Linked DNA regions of Homo sapiens: region 1 is linked to region 2. Evidence: chromatin contacts called from ENCODE Hi-C or POLR2A ChIA-PET data. All regions are on one chromosome and are shown on one strand. Each heading gives the region's core, a stretch centred on a gene start or an enhancer-like site at or near the end of the contact. The rest is flanking DNA. Distances are from core to core; before and after follow the strand shown.

Region 1 (2,700 bases), core at 77-2,576, 110 kb after region 2:
CAGCCTGCAGCATCTGGGTCATTTTATTGCAAAAGGAGGCTGAGGCCTGTAGGGAAGCATGTGGCAGGAGCGGTGAGATCACCTGTCTCGACCCTGTCTGCCCAGCATAGTCCTCAAGCGGCTCTGACCCGGTGCCTCCGCCGCTCTGAAAATGGCAGTTCTGGTCGGTCTGAAACTTTTGCAAAGCTTCGTATTTCCTCAGACCATTTTACAAGCATTATCTTGTTTCATCTTTCAACAGCCAAGTGAAGTAAATAAGCCAGACTTAGCCCCATTTTGGCAGATAAGGAAACAGGATTGAGGTGGCCCAGTGACTTGTTGAGGCCACACGGCTAGCTGGAGACTTCGTTGGAGCTGCAGTCAGACCTCTGAACTGGGTACAGAGTTCTTACCCAGCATCTGCCACCCTTGTGGCACCTGGGGCCAGTCCTAGACTCGGATCCAATAAAAAAGGTACAGGGGAGTTGCCCCAGGGATTGGGCACAGAGGGTGAGAGCTTCCTGAGGGGCTGCTCTGGGGGTGCAGTTACAACAGGTCAGCCGGGGAGTCCATAAAGCTGTCCTCTAAGGGAAAGGAACAAGGGGAAGAAGAGGCTGGAGGTCAGGGGCAAAGAGCCGTGTTCTCAGCTGGGCTGGAAGCCCCTTGTCCCTGTGGCTGTGTCTTCTCTCCCTGGGCAGGCTGTCATGGGAGGAGGTGGTGTGGGAAGTGAGGTCAGGGAGCCACTAGCTAGGCCTTGCTGGAGACCAGGCTGGGCAAGGGGGCCCAGCTTCTCATTTCCACCCTGACAGTACCTGACTGACTCCCAGTCCCCACAGGGGAGACTGACTCTGCGTCTCTTCCTGAGGTGGGGTGGGTAGGGGTTATCCTTGAGGAAGGGAGTGCTGTCTTGGGTCCTGTTTTCTGAAAGAGAAGAGTTGACTTCAAAAAGTTCAGGCCGGGCACGGTGGCACACGCCTGTAATCCCAGCACTTCGGGAGGCTTAGGTGGGCAGATCACCTGAGGTCTGGAGTTCGAGACCAGCCTGGCCAACATGGCAAAAACCCTTCTCTACTAAAAATACAAAAATGAGCCGGGCATGGTGGTGCATGCCTATGATCCCAGCTACTCAGGAGGCTGAGGCAGGAGAATCACTTGAACCCGGGGGGTGGAGGCTGCAGTGAGCCGAGATTGCGCCACTGCACTCCAGCCTGGGAGACAGAGCGAGACTCTGTCTCAAAAAAAATTTTTTTAATTAAAATGAAAGTTCGGAATCCAGCCCTCCCTACTGAGCCTGCCCTTTTTACTTGTGAGACGCGGGCTCCCTCTGCTGGTAGCTCCTGGAAGAGCTGGGTCACTTCCATTAGCTCACTAAGCGACGCTTTAGGGAAGGGATAGGGTGAGGGTTAACCCTTCCTGGGTGCATGCTCAGTGCCAGGCCCTGTGCCCACTGGGAACACAGATGAAGACCCTCCCCAGGCAGTGATAACTTGGCTGTCATCTGAGGGCTGTCACTAAATCTTTAGGCAGAAGCTGTACTCAAAGCTCCCCCTCACCCACAGTTCTCACTCACCCATGGCTCAGCTGGAGCTTATAAGAAAGGGGCCTGTGGTCAGGATAAAGTATGAATCCAGGTGCTTCCATTTACCAGCTCCTGCTCTGTAAGAGGAAGACCTGACTTTCCAGATTGCAAAGGTTCCTTGAGATGGTGTTTGGAGAGCCCACTGTGCTGCTTGCTCTTCCCGCCCCAGCTGTCCCATCGTTTTGAAAAGCTGTGGGATCCCCTCTGGTCCCAGGATCCCAGTCCAGTAGTCAGGGGGAGTAGGGCAGGACGGAAGTGTGTGAAGGGTTACTCCCAGGCTAGGTGAAATTTCCTTTAGGTGGTCACAGCAAAGGAATTCTGACTCCTCCAGGCAACAGAGTCGGCTGGCGGGTCGGGGGTGTTCCCCTGAAGGGCTCATCAAGTTCCCTGGCCCCAGAGCTCTCTCTGCACCAACTGGTTTCTTTGGGTAGCTCTGGCCACTAGTTTGCACTCTTTCCTAAAAGCTGGGTTCAGGGCCAGATGCAGTGGCTCAAGCCTGTAATCCCAGCACTTCGGGAGGCCAAGTGGGTGGACTGCTTGAGGCCAGAGTTCAAGACTAGCCTGAGCAACAGTGAGCCTCTGCCTCTACCAAAAAGATAGAAAAACTGCCATGATGGGGGCCTGCATCCCTGGCTACTTGGGAGGCTGAGTTGGGAGGATCGCTTGAGCCTAGGAGTTCAAGGCTGCAGTGAGCCATGATCATACCATTGCACTCCATTCTGGGAGAGATAGCAAGACTCTGTGTCTGTCTATCTGTCTGTCTCTCTCTCTGTATAATAAAGCTGGGTTCAGCCTGCTAGGACCATGGGCTGGGGTCTTCAGCTTTGAGTGAGTGGAAAACAGGCCCTAATGTCCAGGAAGCCAGTGTCCTCTAGGGTAGAAGACATGTTGTGTGACTGGTGTCTTCTCCCTGGAGCCATCGACGATGGGACCAGTAGCACTCGGGTTGGGGAAGGGCAGGAAGAGAGGTGCAGACCCGTTACAGCTGGGCCTGTCTATAGCTCAGCAGGGTCTGACTCCTCCTGACACTCCCCTCCGGCCTCTCAGACAGTGCTCGGGGTGAGAGCCACACCCACAGGGGCAGCTCCGTTGCCATCAGCTGCAGTGGCATAGTCAAGCTCCAGCTTCTCATTGCAGCCTGG
Region 2 (2,700 bases), core at 83-2,582:
GAGCCACTGTGGCCGGCCTTAGCTGTGAGATTTTATGTAATTTTCTTAGCTTTACTGAGACTGAATCTTCTCACCTGAAAAGGAGGGATGAGAGGACATCCTCATGAAGGTTAGCAGTTGTGTAGAATGACTAGCATTCTATGGACACTGAGTTCATGGTAGGTGCTCATATTGTTGTTAAGCCTGGTATAAGTAAGGTGGCAAGGATTGCTACTCTGATATCTTATTTTTCTCCCCTGCATGTCACTGCTTTGTTATAATCATATCTGACCATTGCAATTAGATTTTAGTTTGTGTTTTTTCACAATAATCAGTTCCATAGGGACAGCCTACAATTTAGTTCAGCACTGTCAGTTCAGCTTGAATAGAATGTGACACTTAACCGATTTGTTTTTATTTATTTATTTGTTTATTTTTGAGACGGAGTCTTGCTCTGTCGCCCAGGCTGGAGTGCAGTGGCGCAATCTCGGCTCACTGCAAGCTCCGCCTCCCAGGTTCACGCCATTCTCCTACCTCAGCCTCCCGAGTAGCTGGGACTACAGGCACCCGCCACCACGCCCGGCTAATTTTTTGTATTTTTAGTAGAGACAGGGTTTCACCGTGTTAGCCAGGATGGTCTCGATCTCCTGACCTCGTGATCCGTCAGCCTTGGCCTCCTAAAGTGCTGGGGTTACAGGCGTGAGCCACCGCGCCCAGCCCTATTTGTTTTTATTTTTATTTATTTTAACTGATTTTTTTTTTTTTTTTTTTTGTGAGACGGTGTCTCGCTCTGTCGCCCAGGCTGGAGTGCAGTGGCGCGATCTCGGCTCACTGCAAGCTCTGCCTCCCAGGTTCATGCCATTCTCCTGCCTCAGCCTCCGGAGTAGCTGGAACTACAGGCTCCCACCACCACGCCTGGCTAATTTTTTGTATTTTTAATAGAGACGGGGTTTCACCGTGTTAGCCAGGATGGTCTCCATCTCCTGACCTCGTGATTCACCCGCCTTGGCCTCCCAACGTGCTGACATTACAGGTGTGAGCCACCGTGCCCGGCCAACTGATTTGTTTTTAAACCAAAGACCTAGCATGGAAGGGCTTTATCATGCTGGGTAGACTGTACCATTTTTAGCACCTCAGTGACCATCTAAAGACTAGAAACCAACCTTGGAGTAACACTGGGAGGCTTTTGGCTTTTGTTTTTGTTGCATCAGGTTCAGCTTCTACAGGATTAGAATGATTGTTATTTTAACAATGGATTACAGAAATGTGTCTGTTCAAAATCCATCTGTAATGGTAATACTGTATTCATCAGTGGTAGAGCAGGAGTCATTCTGGGGAAATCGGCCATGAGCCTGTTGACAATAGGCTATTTTGGGAAGCTGAATGTGTTAAACAAACAACAAAGACTGAAAATGAATAAACTGCTGATTTTCACGTGAGAGCTAATTTTAGTTCCTGGGCCTCCCTGTGATCTCTGAAATGAGAATGAGAAAAGATCTTGCCTGTCTGTGTTCAGGTTTTTTGAATGTCCCAGAGTGCTAACGTGACCTAGATTCTTAACTAGTGAAGTCGAGTGACTTGACTTTGCCCAACAAAAGTATTTTTGACACTCAGACTAGTGTCTGGATCTTTTCAGAAAAGAAAATAAACAACAAAGTCTAACAATCAGCTCTTCATTGGTGTTCACTTTATTTCCTTCCATGAAACTAGCCTCAGCTTAATGTCTTGTACTTTTTTAGGATATAGTTCCTTGTGAATAAATTGTGTGCTCTAGTTCATCATTTTGTAAGTTGAATATATATATATATTTGAATAACAAGAATTGTTTATGTAAGCAACAACTTTCTTTGAAGGCCCTTGGAAAACATTAATTACATTGTTCTCTTGCCCAAAATGTCTCTTGAAGCTTTATGATGAGCCCTACAGCTGCAGCACTATCTTTTGGTGATTGCTGTCACTGTGTTACAGAGAGCAGATATTCTAGAACCAAGGACCTGTTTTCTGGTTTTCAAAAAAGGAATTATTTTTTACTATACAGACATTATAGACCCCTTAATGGGAAAATTAGAGAAATATATTTTTCCTAACTACATTTATAATGGTAATGTCACATACATACAAAAAGTCAGTTCTTTCACCCTAAAAGATGAAATTAGTCCGTAATCTCATCTTTCTAAGCCCTTGTCTTTATTCATACGTAGGAATTTTTGTGGTTGTAGTTGTAGTTACATACAATCATTCGTCGTCTTCTCCCCCATTTGACATTATACTGTAAGCATTTTGCATAAAGTTACAAAAGCTGTAATACATCCCCCCAAGCGAGTACAGTGCAGTCATTAAAAAGAATAAGACTGGGCTGATCCACATACACTTGTATGAAGAGAGTTTACATATTTAGTTAAAAAAAAAGTGGAATTATGTAATTAAATGTGTTTAGATAATACAGAAATGTGAGGTGAAGGAAGTCTCCACCCGACGCATCTACCCACCTGCGTGCATATCGAGTCCCTACTTACCTTCCAGACTTTTCCTCTGCATCTGTTTATACAGGGTCTTTTTGTTTTGTTTTTACAAGAATGCAATCAGAATGTACATATATACTTCTACTCAACTTCTTTTTCAAACGTAATATATTGAGGAACGCTCTTCATACAAGTATATGTAGATCAGCCTAATCTTATTCTTTGTAATAACTGTATAGGATTTTCTTGCATGGTTATA

What was found. A loop is a pair of places that touch in the nucleus more often than their neighbours do. ChIA-PET counts read pairs that join two places held with the same protein, here RNA polymerase II (POLR2A). Pooled maps may share reads with other maps.
Region 1: a pooled map shows a loop between it and region 2 (2.7-fold over the local background). The contact joins two enhancer-like sites. A Hi-C loop is called at or near these places in 2 of 50 pooled maps. POLR2A ChIA-PET finds 5 or more read pairs at or near these places in 5 of 52 experiments (H1, MCF 10A, activated CD4-positive, alpha-beta memory T cell and 2 more).

Annotation. Positions count from the first base shown.
Region 1 is chr17:2,381,362-2,384,061 of GRCh38, reverse strand. No RefSeq gene overlaps it. Among named protein-coding and RNA genes, the nearest start is that of MNT, 18 kb to the left of the region's middle. RefSeq lists an enhancer at 1,032-1,241. Within about 2 kb of position 1,326, at least 6 of the 41 ENCODE cell types and tissues checked have a DNase peak (open chromatin) inside an H3K27ac peak, as active enhancers do.
Region 2 is chr17:2,489,928-2,492,627 of GRCh38, reverse strand. All of the region lies in intron 2 of METTL16 (methyltransferase 16, RNA N6-adenosine), which reads left to right. Among named protein-coding and RNA genes, the nearest start is that of METTL16, 21 kb to the left of the region's middle. RefSeq lists an enhancer at 1,462-1,531. Within about 2 kb of position 1,332, at least 9 of the 41 ENCODE cell types and tissues checked have a DNase peak (open chromatin) inside an H3K27ac peak, as active enhancers do.